2 separate regions of the Mus musculus genome follow, and region 1 is linked to region 2. Evidence: chromatin loops called from intact Hi-C (ENCODE). Cell type or tissue: heart. All regions are shown on one strand. Each heading gives the region's core, and the rest is flanking DNA. Links, peaks and the distances in the headings are about the cores only. Region 1 has its middle 12 kb from the start of Gm38811. Region 2 has its middle 89 kb from the start of Snx10.

Region 1 (4,399 bases), core at 312-4,311, 110 kb before region 2:
CTCTGAAAGTGTAAGCCAGCCCCAGTTAAATGTTGTCCTTTATAAAAGGTGCCTTGATCATTTTGTCTCTTCCCAGCAAGGGAACTATAACTAAGAGAAGGCAGAGAGAGAGAGACTGTGGGCTTGGAATGGACTTTTGAAACCTCAAAGCCCACCCCCACTGACACACTTCCTCCAACAAGGCCAGGCCTCCTAATTCAACTAACCCTTCCAAATAGTGCCACTCCCTGGTGACCAAGCCCTGAAATGTGTAAGTCAATGAGGAGCAACTTTACTCAAATCCCCACAGAGATGCTAACGGAGGCAGCACGAGAGTCATGCCATTCAATTTTCATCTAGACATTTTTCATGTGTTCTTTTGGGGTTTTGTTTGATTGATTGATTGATTGATAATTTGTTCTTGGTCTATCTTGTCTTCACTTCTCCCCCTGACAACCTTCATCTCAAAGGTTTGGCTTCTCTCTTAACCATCGGCTCCACAGCCCATGGGCCTACACAAACATTCCAACGACAACCTGGTCTTCCTCTCTGATGTTGCACTCCCTTCAACCCTCCCCCACATCCCACCCCCCATCCCCCACTCCCACACCCGCATCTTCACATTGATACTGTGCTCTCAAACCCAGCACCAGATCTGAGCTTCAGTAAGGTGAGAACTCAGTTCATTACATCACTCCTCTGGGGGTCTAGCAACAATGTTTAGGTTATCCTAAATGAGGCTAGGAGCTGGGAGAAGCTGCTCCATTTGCCCTGAAGCTCAGAACAATGATACTCATTTAGGAAAGTCTCATGGCAGAGGCCTAAGTAACTATTCTTGACATTGGCATCCCCTCGCCCCTCACTATGGGTCTAACTTTGACATCAAAGCTCTGGATGTGGGATTTTCAGTCTGGAGCTCAAATCATCAGCCCAACAGTTCTCTGGGCCTTGAGATGGAGTTCTCTGATCACTGGTCAGTATTAGGGCTCAGACAGTTTCTGGCATCTCTTTGGGAACTGGGCTCAGGATGCAGTCATACTGTGGTAGTTTCAGCAGAGTTTTACTGAATTTTGAGAGGTATTTCATGAAGGTACCAGGCAGTTGCGATCCGCGGCAGGTTAACAAGACATTGGTCCTGGGTATCAGGGAGGATAGAGAACACATCCAGGAGTGGGCCTATTCTATTTCCTGTAACTATGTGCACATCTATATCTTGAGATGAAAAGTATAATTTCTTTTTTAAGATTTATTTATTTATTTATTTAATGTATATAAGTACACTGTAGCTGTCTTCAGACACACCAGAAGAGGGCATCAGATCCCATGACAGATGGTTGTGAGCCACCATGTGGTTGCTGGGAATTGAACTCAGGACTTCTGAAAGAGCAGAACCATCTCTCCAGCCAGCCCCCCCCCCAAGTATAATCTCTAAAGGGCTCATGGACAAGGGAGGCTGCAGTTCTCAATGGACAGTTTCAGTAGATATTCTAACAGTGTGTTACACAACAGTGTGATTGTATTTTACATGATTTTCAAAGGGTTGGGTGGTATATTTTATGTTACGGGTTTTAAGCATGATTTTTTTTTAGTTAAAGCCTAATTTTAAGGCTTTAAGAACTTCTGTCTAAAATTATAAATGACAGTGTCAAGCATTGACAGGACACGGAGGAAATAGAGCCCTATACAACTCAAATGGAAAATCTTGAAATGCCTCACTCAATTAGAGATATACTTACAATATTAACCAGGAATCTATCCTGCATAAGTGAAAATGTATCCCTCTAAGAAAGACTTAAACTAATTTTTTTGTCAAAATAGTCCCAAACTGGAAATAATCTAAATCTCCATCATTGACAAATGAACAAAAAAAATTAAGATTCATTCAATAGAACAGAGTCCCGAGATAAAATAAAGTTAATACATATACAACGCACATGAACTTCAGAAAACACTATCTAGACATGATCATATATTGTGTGTATTCATTTATTTGCAAATATAACGTGTAATTCTTGTCCATATTTAAGGAATGAGGATCCATGGTTGTGTAGACACCATAGGAAAACAATGGTAGGGACTGACTGCAAAGAAAGTCAAGGGGACTTTGGGGGTGATAAAATGTTCTGTATTTTTATGGTGGTAGTGGTTTCTCAGACACATACACATTTGTGTGTGTGTGTGTGTGTGTGTGTGTGTGTGTGTGTGCATGCGTGTGTGTGTGTGCATGCGTGTGTGTGTGTGTGTATGTATGTGTGTGTGTATGTGTATGTGTGTATATGTGAGTGTGTATGTGTGTGTACATTTGTGTGTGTATGTGAGTATATGTATGTGTTTCATTTCATGAAGGATAGCTCAGTAAAAAGTGACTGAGCAAAGAGAGGGCTCCCAGAGTCATTAGCAGATAAAAGCTAAAACCTATTTATGGTTTTCTCATCTCCCATAGCTTCTCTTCTCATTCCTGAAAGCATTTTCCTCTTCAGGCTCCCTGAGCCGATAGACTCCAGCTCCCATCAGCCAGTAGAGGGAACTCTTTCTCAGGTGGACGTTTCCTCAGCCTGTAAGGTGCCAGGCTAATCTGGAAGCTGTACAGATGTGCTGGGCATGCCTATCAATGGGAAGATGTCTCACTCGACTGTGAAACTGCTGATGCAGAGGAGTGCCAGGTCTAGACGCTGGATGCTGTAGCAGCTGAACTCTGGGGAAACCAGCTAAGAAACCTGCTGAAACAGCAGATGGACCTGGCGATGGACCTTTCTGTGTGGCTCTCTTCCTATTGATAGCCATCCCTAGCACCCCTTGGGAAGTGGTCTGGCTGCTTTCATGTGTCACAATTTTCTACTGGCACAACATTATACCATCTTGCCAGCATTCTGTGAGCCATGATCATGTCCTTGTCAGCAAGATTGAGTTTCACCCTTAAAGGTTGTTGTGTGCCTTACATATCTGTACTCTCTTATGGTTAGACTTCTGTTTTGTTAGCCAATACCTGCTTACCAAAATCTCTGATACAGTGCGCGGTGTATGGCAAGCTACCCTTGTCCTGATTCAGCTCAGGTTGATATGCCTCCCTGTGTACTGACTCGATTCTTCCTTTCCGTTGACACTTGGTCCCGGCCTCGTCTCCTGGGCTCAGGAGATGCCTGGTGAGCGCTTGGTGAGGGCATGAAGAATGCCCTGGTCTCAGGGATGGTTAAAAGTGGGCCGTGTACCAGGGTGGTGCCAATCAATTCATAAATTTCTAAAGTAGGTGAATGATTGCCACACTTTGAAATCTTTATGTTCCTTCAATCTTTTCTTTTCTTTTTATGTTCTGGCTCCTATTTCACACCTCCTGAAAATGTCACAGAGCACATATTTGGTTTTTAACGAAGAGTAAATGAAGTCTGCCCATTGGGAATCGTTTGTGAGTTTTCCCAACTCTTCCGAGGCAATGAGAAGGGTTCATCTGTGTGGGAAAGACACGAATAAAAAGATTGAGTTCTGCTACTGCTTGGAAATCACTTAGGAGACAGACCCACAAGTGAGAGTCGCCTTTGACCTGATTAAATGAAAGAATCCTAGCGCCGCCATAATGAGGAGACCCTAGATTTGGTGTCTTAGGGACCTTTAGAAATCAGTAGTGCAGGGTGAGCCATATAATCAACTAACACAAGCCTTTATAACCACCATGGCTGTCTCCCCACCCAGCATCCATAACCTGTCACCCCACCTGCCTCGGAAATACTTATAAGTCAGGTTCTCATATTCAAACCTAGCTTTTATGGCCTAACCTTAGAGTCCAAAGAAGGGGACTAAAGGCCAAGTTCCCAGCAATGCTGTTGTCTGTAGGCATCTGAGCATCTTTGAAGGTCTCGGTACGCAAGCCTTCTACAGTCACCTGGGTTGTGTCAGCCGGGCGGGTGAGGTGTTTAATGTGACAGTTCTAAAGCCTGGTTTCCTAAAGCAGATGTGCCATTGCAGGTACTTCAAAAGGTTTAAGAGAGAATGAGAGAGGAAGGGAGGTGACCTTGATTAGAACACATTCTCTGCATGTGCCAAATTCTCAGATAACGTGAAAGAAAAGAAAAGCCACATTCTACTTGCTAGAGGGGGAAGGGTTTAGAAAACCTCGGAAGTCTCCAAATGAACCCCATGGGCAATCTTTACTTCCCTGTGTTAAAACTCAATATATGCTTTATGGTACTTCAAGGAGGCATGAAGCAGGAGCAGAAATGTCTAAGAGGAAAATGAATGACAGAGTATGAAATTTTCAAACTGTGAGAATTATCTACATTTATAGGAAAGTGTGTAAGTCAGTTCACATTACCCTGGTATGTACCATACTTTTAATAACCCCAAATACGGGCATAAAAATCCTTATATGTGGGCTGGCTAGACCAATCAGTGGATATAGGTGCTTACAGCCACCAACAATGTGAAT
Region 2 (4,399 bases), core at 153-4,152:
TTTCTCAAGATTGAGGTTATTTATTTTGTATTAATTCTCTCTCTAACATAAATCTATTTCCCAAGTGTGTTCTCCCCAAACCATTTCTTCTCTTTAAATATAACCTTCCATAGCTCTTCAGCCTGTGGTTAATCAGACAAAACTCTAGTACATGAACCTCACTGCAAATATTAAGTTTCAATTTTTTAAAAAAAGATTTATTTATTTTATGTATGTGAGTACATTGTCAATCTCTTCAGACACACCAGAAGAGGGCATCGGATCCCATTAAAGATGATTGTGAGCCACCATGCGGATGCTAGGAATTGAACTCTGGACCTCTGGAAGAACAGTCAGTGCTCTTAACTTCTGAGCCATCTCTCCAGCCCCGGAGTTTCAAATTTTATATGTAGGAGAAAAGACTCGACATCAACAGACAGTGCCTGGATACAGGAGGTCAAAGACCCAGGCGCCCTGTACTGGGAGCCACGGGAGGGCTTATCTGGGGCATTTCTGGTTGTGCTTTAGGACCACGAGCACTCCAATCTCAAGATATGGCCATTATCTCCGGATCATTGCCACGATAGACCCAAACAACTCCAGTCTATCGTGTCAATGTGTATTCCGGGAGTCTTTAGTGCACGGATCATTGGTGAGGCGTACCATAAGAGCCCAGTAGGAGCCACGGCCGCATGTGGAACCCAGCACACACTCCGGGACTCCCCCAGGCCAGATCATTTGCAGCGCGCGGTGCCAATGCATACTCCGGGAGCCCTTACTCTGCTGCCTGTGCGTGATGAGGAACAATACACACCAAAAGTACTTACGAAATAGTCACAGCACATACACAGTATTCACTTTTCTAAATGACATGTCAGTGAGTTTAGCGTGGGACAAATAACCCCTAAACGGCACAAAACACTCCTAGAAGCCAACATAGCACACCATGAGACCGTGGCATGACTGCGGGCACGCCTACTGTAAACAAAGGAAAGAACGCATACCCATTAAGCCACGGGCTACGGGCTCAGGCTCCGCTGTGTATTGTCAGGAGGTTCCCCACCCCGACAACCAGTTCTGATGACTGTCCTTTTCCCTGCCCAGTTTCAACCCATCTGCAGAGGAAGAGTGGGTGGTACAATCAGAGCTAGAAAGTTCCTTGGGTCTTGCACCTCCATACCAACACTGCCCAACAGAAATAGAATATCAGTCACAGACATAATTGTAAATGTTGTTCTCAGCCACACAGCTCTAAAGAATAGAAAGCAATATTTGACTATAACACTCTATTTTATTTCACACACTATATCGAGAATATGAGCCTTTCAACATCCAATCAGTACTTTACAACAACGACCGAGAAAGTTCACTCTCTTTCCCTCACACCTTATCTTTGCAGGATTTGGACCACACTGTAGGTCCCAGATGGCCTGATGGGCAGCTGGGAAATGAATACCAGGTGGGTAAGGGGTCATGTCTTCCTTTGCCCATCTAGACAGTGTGCCTGTCTTTCTTCTTCCTTTCCTTATCAAGACTGCTAGTGTTTTCATGGTGGCCTGGGCCGGTAGGTCCGATATGGGTTTTGTAATCATAAACATGCTCATAAATACGTATTCAGAAAGACAAGAGGACAGTCCTTTGGGCCCCACAGCTAAACGCCAGCTTTAGGTCATCTCCTTGCAGCTGAAGCTGAAGGTGATCAAGGATGCCAGCAGAGAGAGAGAGAGAGAGGGGGGGGGGTGCAGAAAGGACTTCAATGTGAAGATGGTTGGTTGTGCATCCCCGGGGTCGCAGGGTCACTAGACCTAGGGGCGGCCTCTGATCTGAGACTAGGAGTCTCATCAGAGACACAAAGGGGAGGGAGGGGTGTGACAACGGAGACAAAGCGGCTGGGAAGAGAGAGATGCGAGCACTGGCGGCGGCGGCGCAGCCCCGGGACTCAAGGGACGGCCGGGGCGGGGGCGGGGGATGGCAGGCGACACGGCAGGCGATTTGAATATCAGGCTCTGCCACACTCGGGGCGCCGCTGACAACTTCATTACCTCCGCATATAAAAATGACTGCCGGGGAATGCAAATGGCTCGCGCGTCTCGACCGCCTGCCCCCGCTCCGCCGCGGGGCTGCGGGCCCGGAGCCGCCACCGCGCCGGGGTAATGAGCGGCCCAAGGCGCCTCCTCCCCGCTGGCTGGCAGAGCCTGGACGGCGTCTAGGGCGTTGCCCAGGCTCCGCCGTGTCTCCCGTGCCTGACGCTCCGCTCTCATGAGAGCAGTGTTCCTAACCTTGAACCCTGATGGCGCGGGTCCTGCCTATGCCCAGGTCACCACCCCGGAGGGCACACGACCTCAGCCTTAAAGAGGGTTCCCATCTATGCAGCTGGGAACGTGGAACTACATGCTGCTCCTCAGCCTTTCAGATCCTGCTGCCACCCGGAGGACACGGAGGCACCTGCAGGACCACCTCCCTAATCCATCCTCCAGATGGGAAACTAAGGCAAACGGAAAAACAGTATTTACTGGCGCCTTTGTCCTTTGGTACGGAAAAACCGAGGTCTCCCTCCTTAGCAAGAAGTCACACCTTGTGACAACTCCCATGGAAGGCCACCATGACAATAATTGAGCGCACCTTCGAGGCTCTCTCTATGTGAAGTGCAAGGCAATGCCACCTGCTTTCCTCGACACACACACAACCTATGGCTGTCCTGGAAACTGCAGCTTTAGCTAAGCCTGGAAAGAAACCCAGGGTAATCCAGCTAGGAAAGCTGTATATTCCCACCACCCTGGAAGTTTACTTTCTGGAGCCCTTCCTGCAGTACAGGACCTACCTACCACTTTACCCTCCCTCTCCCACTGCAACCAGAGATCAACACAAGCAATCTCTGCCTTCAGGGATCAAGTCCTTGCCATGTCCAAGGATTGGTTTTGAAAAGAGTGCGTCACCAGTTCTAACCAACACCATTTGAAGAGACATCAGTAGGAAGAGCCAGGGAAACAGGAACTTCTTGTCCTAAGAAAGTGGAAGAGATTTCCATTACTCAGCTGGGTGTGTGTGTGTGTGTGTGTGTGTGCGTGTGTGTGTTTTGCTTTGACCTAGTAACTACAGAAGAGAACGGTAACAAAGCTGCCCTTTGTTGTGGAGAGGAGACTCCTTGGAGACTTACCAAGTTTTGTGTTCAAAAGCTACATAAGAATAAGGACTACAGCCTGGTGTTGAAGCCACCGAGACTTTAATTCCAGAACTCAGGAGGCAGAGGCAGACAGATCTCTGTGAGTTCAAGGCCAGCCTGGTTTACAAACCAAGTTCCAGGACAGCCAGGGCTGTTATAAAGAGAAACCCTATCTTAGATAGATAGATAGATAGATAGATAGATAGATAGATAGATAGATAGATAGATAGATAGATAGATAAATAGATAGATGATACGGACATACAGACATACATACACAGACAGATGCTACAGAACAAAAGAATAAGAAGGAGAGAGAGGGAGAGCAAGAAAAGAAAGTAAGATTTTTTTTTTACAGTTTCTTTTCTAATTGTGTGACTGTTTTCATTTTTAAAAAGCAAAGCTACACAAAATAGATACTATGTTTTATTAATTTTGGAGTTAAGTGGTATTAATCTCAAATATTTCTCTCTGCCAAGAAAAGAAACAAGAATTCCCCAGCAAGACTTCAAGACCCTCCATGGTCTTGAGCTAACCCAACCTTATTCTTCTACCACTGTGGTACCGGTATTGCTGCACCGGCCTCCCATGACGTTCACTGCACTGTGTTGGATATTCACCTTCTCTGTTGTGCCCTCAGATTCTTCCAGGTCCACCTCAAATCCACCTCTTTCAGAGAGCAGACGTAAGCCACCTCTGTAACTGGAACAGTCAGATGCTGATGCTCACACAGTTTTGTCTCTCTTGTTCCCTTGTTTTAAAGACACCACACACACACACACACACACACACACACACACACAAACCGTTGCTTACAGGTAATCTTGTATGCTACAATGGCATTTCTGTGAATCAGAGAACATTAAATCCAGTGGAGAAACCGAGACCCTAGAGTCTAAAGAACTTTCTGGAAATTATGCTAGTTAATGATGGTGTGAGCCAACTTTCTGACTTCCTTCTTTTCTTGCTGGTCTTTATGTAACATGATGCTTTTGATAGTTAACTTGAAGGTAGAACTCACTCCAACCAGGGATCACTTTAGACTTTTAATTCGAGGTAGTATTGCCCATTCCACACAACTCAGAAGAGTAAGGACCTACTCTGCATCCTGGAGACAAAGAGCATCCTCTAGACTCCAGCCCATCAGACCCCAGAGATCCCACCCTCTGCCCTTTTGTGTCTCACACATGGGTCCCTGAATCCTATTCATTCCTGCATCTCTTCAAACCTGCAGCTCAAGGGCACAGGTAGCCAGGC

The links. A loop is a pair of places that touch in the nucleus more often than their neighbours do. Peaks named below come from ENCODE experiments on the same cell type or tissue, not always from the same donor. Only the 100,000 strongest peaks of a DNase experiment are listed, where the experiment ranks them.
Region 1: a loop joins it to region 2, with 7 times the contacts of the local background. A loop is called at or near these places in 11 of 42 quality-filtered maps.

What each region holds. Positions count from the first base shown.
Region 1 is chr6:51,721,370-51,725,768 of GRCm38, reverse strand. No RefSeq gene overlaps it. Among named protein-coding and RNA genes, the nearest start is that of Gm38811, 12 kb to the right of the region's middle. In heart, for the core only: a CTCF peak has its summit at 2,493 (motif pointing right); no DNase peak of the experiment used is centred there.
Region 2 is chr6:51,610,434-51,614,832 of GRCm38, reverse strand. No RefSeq gene overlaps it. Among named protein-coding and RNA genes, the nearest start is that of Snx10, 89 kb to the right of the region's middle. In heart, for the core only: a CTCF peak has its summit at 2,403 (motif pointing left); DNase peaks (open chromatin) are centred at 1,902 and 2,262; H3K4me3 peaks cover 1,265 bases; H3K27ac peaks cover 1,336 bases; H3K27me3 peaks cover 431 bases.